2 separate regions of the Homo sapiens genome follow, and region 1 is linked to region 2. Evidence: chromatin loops called from intact Hi-C (ENCODE). Cell type or tissue: PC-9. All regions are shown on one strand.

Evidence for each region. Peaks named below come from ENCODE experiments on the same cell type or tissue, not always from the same donor. Only the 100,000 strongest peaks of a DNase experiment are listed, where the experiment ranks them.
Region 1: it touches region 2 in a loop (10-fold over the local background); 1 of 110 quality-filtered maps calls a loop at or near these places.

What each region holds. Positions count from the first base shown.
Region 1 is chr6:105,777,686-105,782,685 of GRCh38, reverse strand. No RefSeq gene overlaps it. Among named protein-coding and RNA genes, the nearest start is that of LINC02836, 150 kb to the right of the region's middle. RefSeq lists a silencer at 1,986-2,186. In PC-9, no CTCF peak of the experiment used is centred here; a DNase peak (open chromatin) is centred at 2,225; H3K27ac peaks cover 2,397 bases.
Region 2 is chr6:106,117,372-106,122,371 of GRCh38, reverse strand. No RefSeq gene overlaps it. Among named protein-coding and RNA genes, the nearest start is that of PRDM1, 34 kb to the right of the region's middle. In PC-9, no CTCF peak of the experiment used is centred here; a DNase peak (open chromatin) is centred at 2,661; H3K4me3 peaks cover 888 bases; H3K27ac peaks cover 2,531 bases.

The DNA of each region.
Region 1 (5,000 bases), 340 kb after region 2:
TATCAAAATCTGAGAGAGAAGGAAAGTGGTGAGTTTTTCATCCTTCTAAGCAGATGAAAACATAGCAAAGAAATCACAGCAAAGAAAACCATTTTGCAGAGTTCAATATCTCGATCTATAAGTAGTTGGAAGGTCTCAATGGCTGGCGCTTAAAAGGAGAATGAAATGAACATTTCTGTATTCCTATGGCTTTGTTTCACAAAATGCATCCAGTATTCTGGATTGGAAATGAGGTGGCAAGTAAAGCAGCACGTACTATCTTCTATTGTAATTGAATTTTATACCATATCTGCGGATGAGAAAGTATTGGAAAGGAGGAGATCATCATAAGATTTAAAATTCAAGCTCATGAGCTAAAAATGTTTTCACCCAGGTTTTGATTTGTTTTGTTTTGTTTTAATTTTGTAACATCAAGGGATTTTCTTTTTACCTATCAAATAGCAAATACTTCCTGTCTGGGTCCTTTCAACTTTGCAACTGCACTTAACCTTTTGTAGTCAGACTCAAAAGTCCCTTAACCAAGGGAAAGTCAACCTAACCACACCCCAGAACAGGAAAAATAAAAGACATATTATTGTGTGAGACACTTTCTTTGAGGCAACGTGTCTGTTGCGATCAATTATTTCATTTATTCATCATGAGCTGGAGACAGTCATGGACCTTGTTTACAGGAAGTTCTTTAGAAATGAGCTTTCCTAGCTTAACTGAACTTACAGCAAATCGTGTCACTCAGAACTCCACCTGTATTATTTTCTTTCATTTTTACCTGACCAGGTAAAGGGGGATAGGGTGGGGACCCTCTGAAAACCACATGCTTTTCTCAAGAATTTCTGCCGGTCCAAAAACAGATGGCAGAAATGGCATAAACATGCCTTTGGATTGTAGGCAATGTCTTGTGTCTTCTGCACACTCTGTGGCTACTTCTAGTGTAGTGTTGACCCTGTGTGATCTGTTCACCTGTCAGGCTTCTCACTAGATCTTGAGCCCCTTGAAACCTGGGTCCAGGTCTTATTCACCTTTTATACCCTCGGTGTCTAGCATGTTGTTAGAGCTTACTAAATTATAATAGTATTACTTTTTTATGCCCCATCCCATTCTGCCAGAGAACTTAAGAGATTCATACACATCCTTGTTGAATTAACAAATGTTCTTGAATCACATGTACTTTGATACCGAGAAGGCAAAAATCAGTCTAGGCACACCTTGATGAAACGGCAGAGATGACTCACCTCCCAACTGGGGGCGGGAGTGGGTGGGGAGAGAGCATTTGTGGAGTCATAGGATGATGGAGGCCTCTCCGGCAGGAGGCTTTACCGAGATTCCCTGTTATCCCTGTTTGTGTAATTCCCCCTCTGACTTTACATGAACCCAGACAGTTGTCTGGCATCGTCCGTGTCTGTTACACAACCAAAATGTGTTTTCTTGTAAGCTTTTCATTTCCCTTAGCAAACAGGTTTTGGCTTCCATACCTTAAAAAATAAAAATTAGGAGAAGCCTTATGGAAGAGCTATATGCATATATATAGTAAAAATATCGTTACTAAGGACCGGCATGGGGAGCCCCACCATGAAGATGAGGAAATGGGAGCCCAGAGGTAGTCGTCCTGGCTTAGGTCAGCCAGGGTCCCAGCCCCTGAGAGAGAATTGGATGTACCACGTCTGCTTGATCGGCTTGGCCCACTATACCTCATTGTTCTTTGGAGAACTCTTTCCTATTGAACTGAAGATGTGGGATCCCTAGCCAGAAGGAACAGTTCGCTGTGAATCAATTTATCCCATCACTTCGGCCCACAGGGAGAATGCTGGGTGGGATGCCACAGTTCCATGATGGAGCCTCAGCGTCTTCTGCAACAAAGGATGAATTTCAGAGTGACCACAGGAAAACAATACTGCTTTTGTTGTGGAAAATGTCCTCTAATTTTCCTCCTGGTTGTGGTTGCTGCAAAGGCTGTTTGTTCATGCAAGTGTTTATAGCATGCCTTTGCACTTTGTCAGGGGAAACTGGCCTTCCATCCTGCCATCTTGCAACACGACTTCTGAGTGTATTTCACTGATCCTAATAATAGACACTGTGGCAACCACCTGTACTTAAGGTCATTGTCTCATGGGTTTCACTCTAATGCTCTACTTCCTGGTGTCATAGTCAAGCTCTGAATGGGCACACCCCTTCCCAACTACATGAAAATATGTCATTAAGAAAACAAACAAAACAACTGGCTTCTCCATGAAAACCTCATGACTGACACTCCGTGAAGTATAGTGTTGATAAACCTGTTGTTCGTCCTCCCTAAGCGTGAGCTTGGTAGATGTCCACTACCTTAATCACCAGGCAATCTGAAGGAAAGTATTTTCTGTTATCGTTAAGCTTATTCATGAAACGTGGAGTGCGTTTATGCTTACATCACGCCAACTGGATTCAGTCGCAAGGACTGTAATTCAGACAATCCAGTCCTACAGGTCATCGGGACATATTTCTTTCAGGCACGATACCTATTTACACATTTGATACCTGACTTGTAACACACACTATATTCTTGAATAATAGAAACAAAGATGAGGAAAGCCCCAAGCGATACAGCACCGAGAACACTCTGGGCTTCTTGGGTTTGGTCACTATATTCCTTTCCCTTTTATTAGCTTCACCGTCCAAGTTGCTTAATCTCTTTTGGTTTGGTTGGTTCATCTATAGACTGGGGGTTGATAGTAGCATATTACCTACAGCCCACTTGACTGATGATATTTTATCACTGATGATATTTTAAGACTCCTTAAGGTCTCGTTCTTCCCTGCAGGTTTTTTTTAATTGATTCAAATGAAGGGCCCTTTCACTGCCACTGAGATTAAGTACAGTTGAATATAATCGGCCTCCACCTTTATTACCCCCACCTCCCTGCCAGTCCTGCTCCTGTTCAGGAATAAGTCAGGTGGCATTGGATGGTAATATATCATCAATTAAGCATCATCAGGTGAGCTCTCATGTCAAGATTCTTGGGTTCGAAATTTTATCCAATGATCTAAGTTAGATGGGCATAACCAATTCAGAGTGATCTTATCATGATCCAAATTATTTGTGCAGGTTCTTGGAAGTAGCAAGCATCCCTCTTTGTGCTGGGTTCCAACATATAGGAGCAGAAACCTTCAAACCATATTGTCCTTCCTCCTTATGCCTGCTTAGGGTTAAATAATTGTCTGATTGTAAGTTGTTTTCAGCACAGCTGGGCAAGTGGTTTTAAGAGATTTTAGAGATGAAACTTTGAAAACAATAACAACCAAAAGAAATGACTGTCGGGGATATATTTTATGATCATCTGCAAATAGTTACCACATAGAACGTGTCGTTAATAAACTGAATTACCCAACAGTCTTCCTTGCTGGATGTGCTCTGTTTCCTGCATGTGCGTCTGTTTTTATCACAGCTTGGCATCATTTTTAAAACATCTGGGCCCTGACAAAGGGGATTTGAGTACAAAAGAATTCTACGTAAAGTAAAACAACAACTTTCTCTCCTCTTTAATGTTCCCCTCCCCCATCTTGTTAGCTCCCCAAACTGTGGAAGGAGAGGCTTAAATCCAGACCCCCACATTCTGTGATTCCTACCCTAGAAAGTGCCCCCACCCCCCACACACACCTCTTTGGCTTAGCTGTGTTCTTTCTGTCTACTGAAGTTAGGTTTGGGTCTCACTTCCTTTACCTTTGAGTTTTTCCAAACTTTGATCACAACCCAGTCCACACAAACACACACACATTCACACAGTGTAATGTATTTAACAAATACTTACAGTATGTTCCGGGCACTGTTTTAAGCCCCTTAAAAATATTAACCCACTAAACCCTCATAACCCTACGTGGGAGAACCTATTATCCCCACTTCATAGATGAAGACACTGAGTAGCAAAGGTTTAAGTACATTCCCCAAGGTCAGTGCTAGTAAAAGTAGCATCATTTTGAACCCAGATATGGATTGTACTCTGGTCTGGTCTATTCTAGTCTAGTCTAGTCTAGTCTAGTCTATGACTCTGTTCTATTTTTTTTGAGACGGAGTCTTGCTCTGTCGCCCAGGCTGGAGTGCAGTGGCGTGATCTCGGCTCACTGCAAGCTCCGCCTCCCGGGTTCACGCCATTCTCCTGCCTCAGCCTCCTGAGTAGCTGGGACTACAGGCTCCCGCCACCACGCCCGGCTAAGTTTTTGTATTTTTAGTAGAGACAGGGTCTCACCGTGTGAGCCAGGATGGTCTCGATCTCCTGACCTCGTGATCCGCCTGCCTCGGCCTCCCAAAATGCTGGGATTACAGGCGTGAGCCACCGCACCCGGCCGAGTCTGTTCTATTTCTTTACATAAATGTTGATCTGGGTACACTAAGTTCCTTCAGTGTCATGAAAAACAGAAACGTATCACTTTATCTTTGCCATCATTGCAGTCTGATAGCACAGAATAAGTTGTATCACTAATTTGGCCTTTGTCAATGCTGTGATTATTTATCTTTGTGGATATTTAACACAGTGACTCTGGTAAAGACTGTATGGCTTGAACGTTGGTTAATATATTGGTGTCAATTGTTAAATGACTGTCTTTTGCGGGCTTCAGGGTCAGATCACACCCTTGTGGATGAGGGTAATGGTTATCATGAGTAGTGGGGGAGACCAGACCTTAATATTGGGGCAGAGGATAAAGCCTCGGAGAAAAAGGTCCTTATTTGGGACAGAGCTGTGATTTCTTCCTTTTTTGAGCTGGAGATGTGTTTGATCTGGACTTCACAGCTTAAAGAAGCCAGGGGTGGGTTCTGTGGTGGAAGGAGCTTTCTCTGGCTTACGTGATGGTCATTTGGGAGTGAAACAAGAAATCAGACAGTGAGAGACCAGGGGATGGATCTGGGTTTTGAATCAGCTAAATAGGCCTGGGCCTCCATGCCTGGGAAGTCCTCTCTCTCAAGACCCTAGTAGGGATACATTCTTGCAATAGAGACCCCAGGATATTCTTTAACGTAGTCCTTAATGAGTGTCC
Region 2 (5,000 bases):
AATGTTTCAACAATATTTTTAATGTTCATACAGCTTTATTAAAATGAGCAATAAGCTTTACATTCCTTGGTTTGTAGAAATGGACTCAAGAGGTCATTTGGGTTAACTGCTACATTTAACAGATGTGGAAACACGCAGGGAGGTTACATGTCTTGCTAAAGTCACCCAGGCAGCCAAACCAGGATTAAACTCAGGTCTCTTGATCACCTGTCCCACCAGTATCCCCCAGAGTATCTTGCTTGTTCCATTTCATGACACTGATGCTCCCCTTACCCGCCTCCCCAGTATTGCTATGGTTCTGGGAATGCACTCTTTTGATATAAAATAATGGCTAGCCTGAAATGGTTTTGTGCATCCTCATGAGATGCTAGGATGGTTGAATGCAAAGCCTAAGACATCTCAGCAGAGAGTGTTTTATACAATGTTAAAAAAAAAAAAAACTTAGAGTTTTTTTGGTTTGTGATCTCATCCAGAAACTCATGTTTCTGAAGATGTACCTGAAAATGATACTGTAGTTCTATTGCAAGGAACAGACAATCTACTCCTAAACTCTCATTGATTGGTTGAATGATATTTTTTTGAGACAGAGTCATGCTCTGTTACCCAGGCTGGAGTGCAGTGGTGTGATCTCAGCTCATTGCAACCTCTGTCTCTGGGGTTCAGGTGATTCTCCTGCCTCCGTCTCTTGAGTAGCTGGGACTACGGGTGTGCACCACCATGCCCAGCTAATTTTTGTATTTTTAGTAGAGACGGGGTTTTGTCATGTTGGCCAGGCAGGTCTCGAACTCCTGACCTCAAGTGATCTGCCCACCTCAGCCTCCCAAAGTGTTGGGATTATAGGCGTGAGCCACTGTGCCCAGCCCTCACTGATTTATAATAACTCGTATTTTCATTGTGGGGCATAGTCATGTTCAACAATGATTTTTGTTGTTGAAACTCCGTTCTGGCAATGCTCTTGGGGGCTAGTACAAATATAATAAGTAGAATGTGAGTTTTCTATTAGATATCGGAACTCAAATATTGTCAGTATACACTGCTGTTACTTAAATAACCTTATTAAACCAAAGGTGAATATATGTGAAGGATCCCCAAACACTCATCAAATTAAATGCTACAAAATAAAGGCTGGGTATTAGTATTTCTAATTCAGTGATCCATCTTAGCAGATATTAATAGAACCAATTTATTTAAAAGAGACCAATAACATTAATCAGATTGTACATTGCTCTCTCCTTCATGAAGCAAGTATTTCTTTGAGGTCAAGGTCCTGGTCATATTTGGACCTGGCCTTCAGGCCCAGCTTGGCCCATGTTTGAAGTATAATAGGCAGGTAATAAATGTTCATAGAATGAATGAATGAATCAGTAAAAATGCAGGACTTACCTTTCATGAATACAATGGAAAACCTACAACTTGAGAACAAAAAATGTTAAAAATCTCAGGATTCATGTATTGACTCAACCTATTTGATGAAAGGGATTTAAAAGTAAGAGGGACAGTAGGAAGGATTTTGTAAGCACTTTTTTCTTGTAAGGAATGGGTCAAAAGAACACAAGACTATGGGAATTACGTTTCGTGAATCCTCCACAAACCTACCTTCATAGCTAGTACATAATAAGCTGTAGGTTGCAGAATAGGTTTAAAACCATATTTCTCTTTAAATATCTGTGTATTTTATGGCCTAAGGCTGCTCTGCTGAGGTGGAGTGAGTATTGACCACAGCATATGAAGGTCACAGTCCTCATCACAGTTCCTACGTGTGTGATGTCAAGCAAGTTCCTTAAAGATGTTAACTGTGGATTATTTTGTATGAGCACTGGGTTAAGGTTTTTTCCTGCATTATCTAATTTATTTGACCTCGCAGGGCCTCAGTTTTCTTGTATACGAAATGGAAATAATAAAGTTATCTCGGAGGGTATTTGTGAGGATAAAATGAGACAGTGACCAACAGACCATAGTAACTTATACAGCATAAATCAAATGAGAAGCATTATTTTCATAATTATTGCTGTATTACAGAAATAGCAAAAGCAGTATTTAATGTTCATTTTAACTTTCTGTTTCTTCTACTGGAACAATGAATTTTCAATGAACACTATAGAGAAAAAATAGACATGACTCACGAATCACATGTTCTTTGGAACCTCAATCTCTTGCGCTCTTCATTTATCTCATGAAGGAAATGAACCAAAGAAGGAAAAGTCAAGACAAGGGTGAGAGAAGACAAAAATTGCTTTAAGAAGAGCCCAGCTAATTTCCAGAAAGCTGCTTATTTGCAAATAGTATGGTCAAATTGTTCTATGTGTTTTAAAGGGCCTGTAAGATGACTGGAGTGTGATTTGTAGTCTATTCCTGTATTTTATCTCCCTAGCATTTCTATTCTCTTAGGAGTTTCAGAGTAAGAAGTACATTGTAAAAGCCTGGAAGCTTTGTTTTGGGCGGGACTATGATCTATTGAAAAGCAAACCAACTTCATTCTAGGCCTTGAAGCTTGACAGTGTCATTTACAGAGTGACACAGTCACGCTATAAATGACCAGAGACATTCCAGAGTTCATGACTGTTGTTTAACAACAACACTTCAAGGGTGGCTGCAGGCACGAGGCACAACACGCCCGCCCTAGTGCGGTGAATGTGGGGGAACCACTCCCCACTGGAATGTGGCATTGCTCAAAGGCAGCTGGGCCTTCCTCTCTATCCCCACCGACCTGGACAGACTGGAGGGACGACTCTATTTTCAGGGAATGACAAATTGATTGTGCTGATTGGGTGAGAGTACTTACCTGCCTCCTGCTCTGCTTCCAAGGACAACCTGCGGGGAAGGTTTGTTTTCAAGTGACTTGTATAAGGAAGCATTGCAGAGCAATGAGAACCCAAACACCTTGCTACCAAAGAGGACTTCAGCCAAGCCTTGACTAGACAATTCAGGTTGAGGAGCCTTCTATTCCCCATGTTCCTAAAGCCAACAAGTTACTGGAGGGGACATTCCATTCCACTGACAGAAAGAAGGAGACAAGATGGCAGCTCTAAATTACATGTGCAATAGCCCAGGAGGCTTGTAAACATTTAAGGAGTTGATTGTTATTTTCATTCCTGACTGGTTTGGTGGTGCAAATAACAACTCCATAAATTGCTGAAGCCCAGCCAGAGTGCTGAGGACATGCATTTGTGATCATGACCCATAGTGAGTGATGAATATTCATGGCAGAGTGAATCTGAACTGCTCCTGAAGCAGGTCAGCTGGTGTGTGAACTCAAAACAGGTCTTGGTATGGAAATCAAGTTTGTAGACTTAACCGAAGAAAAGTACTCATGGTTAACAGCACGATCAAGAAATGTCACTACCCAGGAGCTGAGGGGGAGGGGAGCAGGGAGCTGTTGTTCCATGGGTATACAGTTTCAGTTTTGCAAGATGAAAAAGCTCTAGAGATCTGTTGCACAATGTGCCTATAGCTAATACTACCATACACTATCTGCACAGTGATTCCGATGGTAAATGTAGGTTCTATCTTTTATCACAATAAAAAAGAGAATAGAATGTCTCTATAGCATCTACTCTAAAAGAGCTCAAACCGAATATATAGCTGTGTTCCTATTCCCTACTTCTGCTTCCAATCCACCTCCAGGTAATTTCTGTGCCAGGAAGGCAGGTAAAAGCTATTCTCAGGCCACACAGAGGTCACTGTGGCCACTCTTTGGGCTTTCCAGAAACTCGGAGCTCTTGAAGTAAATTGTTTTCTTTTGTTTAATGATCTGTTCCAAGCTTGTCCAACTTGTGACCCGCAGGCCACATGCAGCCCAGGATGGCTTTGAAGGTGCCCAACACAAATTCGTAAACTTTCTTAAAACATTATGATTTTTTTTTTTTGAGACAGAGTCTTGCTCTGTTGCCCAGGCTAGTGTGCAGTGGTGTGATCTCGGCTCACTGCAGACTCTGCCACCCGGGTTCAAGCGATTGTTCTGCCTCAGCCTCCCAAGTAGCTGCGATTACAGGCGCCTGCCACTGCGCCCGGCTAATTTTTGTATTTTTTAGTAGAGATGGGGTTTCACCATCTTGGCCAGGCTGGTCTTGAACTCCTGACATCATGATCCACCCACCTTGGCCCCCCAAAGTGCTGGGATTATAGGCATGAGCCACCACGCCCAGCCAACTTTATGAGATTTTTTTGCGACTATTTTTTAAGCGCGTCAGCTGTCGTTAGTGTTGGTGTATTTTATGTGTGGCCCAGGACAATTCTCCTCCTTCCCTTGTGGCCCAGGGTAGCCAAAAGATTGGAGACCCCTAGCTATTCCCTCAGCAACCCAACATAACCAGGGACATAGTGAATAACCAAAAAGATATACTTTGCCACTCTGAGGATTGGAAAGTCTAGCCGGGGTGGGTATATTGCCTGGGCCAGAAAGGCAAGCTTGATGACCTCTCCTCTCTTCTTCCCTCTCCACCCGGACCCCCTGCTGGCTCCCAACACCTTCTACCCCCATAGGCACCATCCAAAGGGACTTTCCCTCTCTAACCACCAGGGTCTCCAGTGGTGAGCAAAGATGATGACAAAAGACATGATGTGGTTTCTGCTAAGTTAGAAGCACAAGAAGAACTTTCAAACGGCCCTTAGAAGGGAGAAAAACCCAAGTGCGGAAGGAAGTCTGTCAACCTTCAGCTACAGACTTTACCCTGCCTTTTTTTTTTTTTAATCTTGCAGACGTACATGACTCTCTTTAGGAGAAGCCCGCCACGTGCCCAGTGGCCCTCAGCAGAACTCACAGAGAGAAGGGGTTGAAAGTCCCTACTAGCAAAGTTCATTTCCAGCCCATCACCTTGAAATGCTCACGTCTCCGATGTGAACAAGATTCAGATCTGAATTTAAGGGACGCTTCTCTCATTTCTAAGTTATATAGTTAGTTTTAGAAGATTCCTGTCTTCCTTCCTTTTCTTTCTTTTCAGCCAATCCTTTTAAGAGCACATAATTCTTCAGGCTATAGATGAGCTATAATATATTATGTT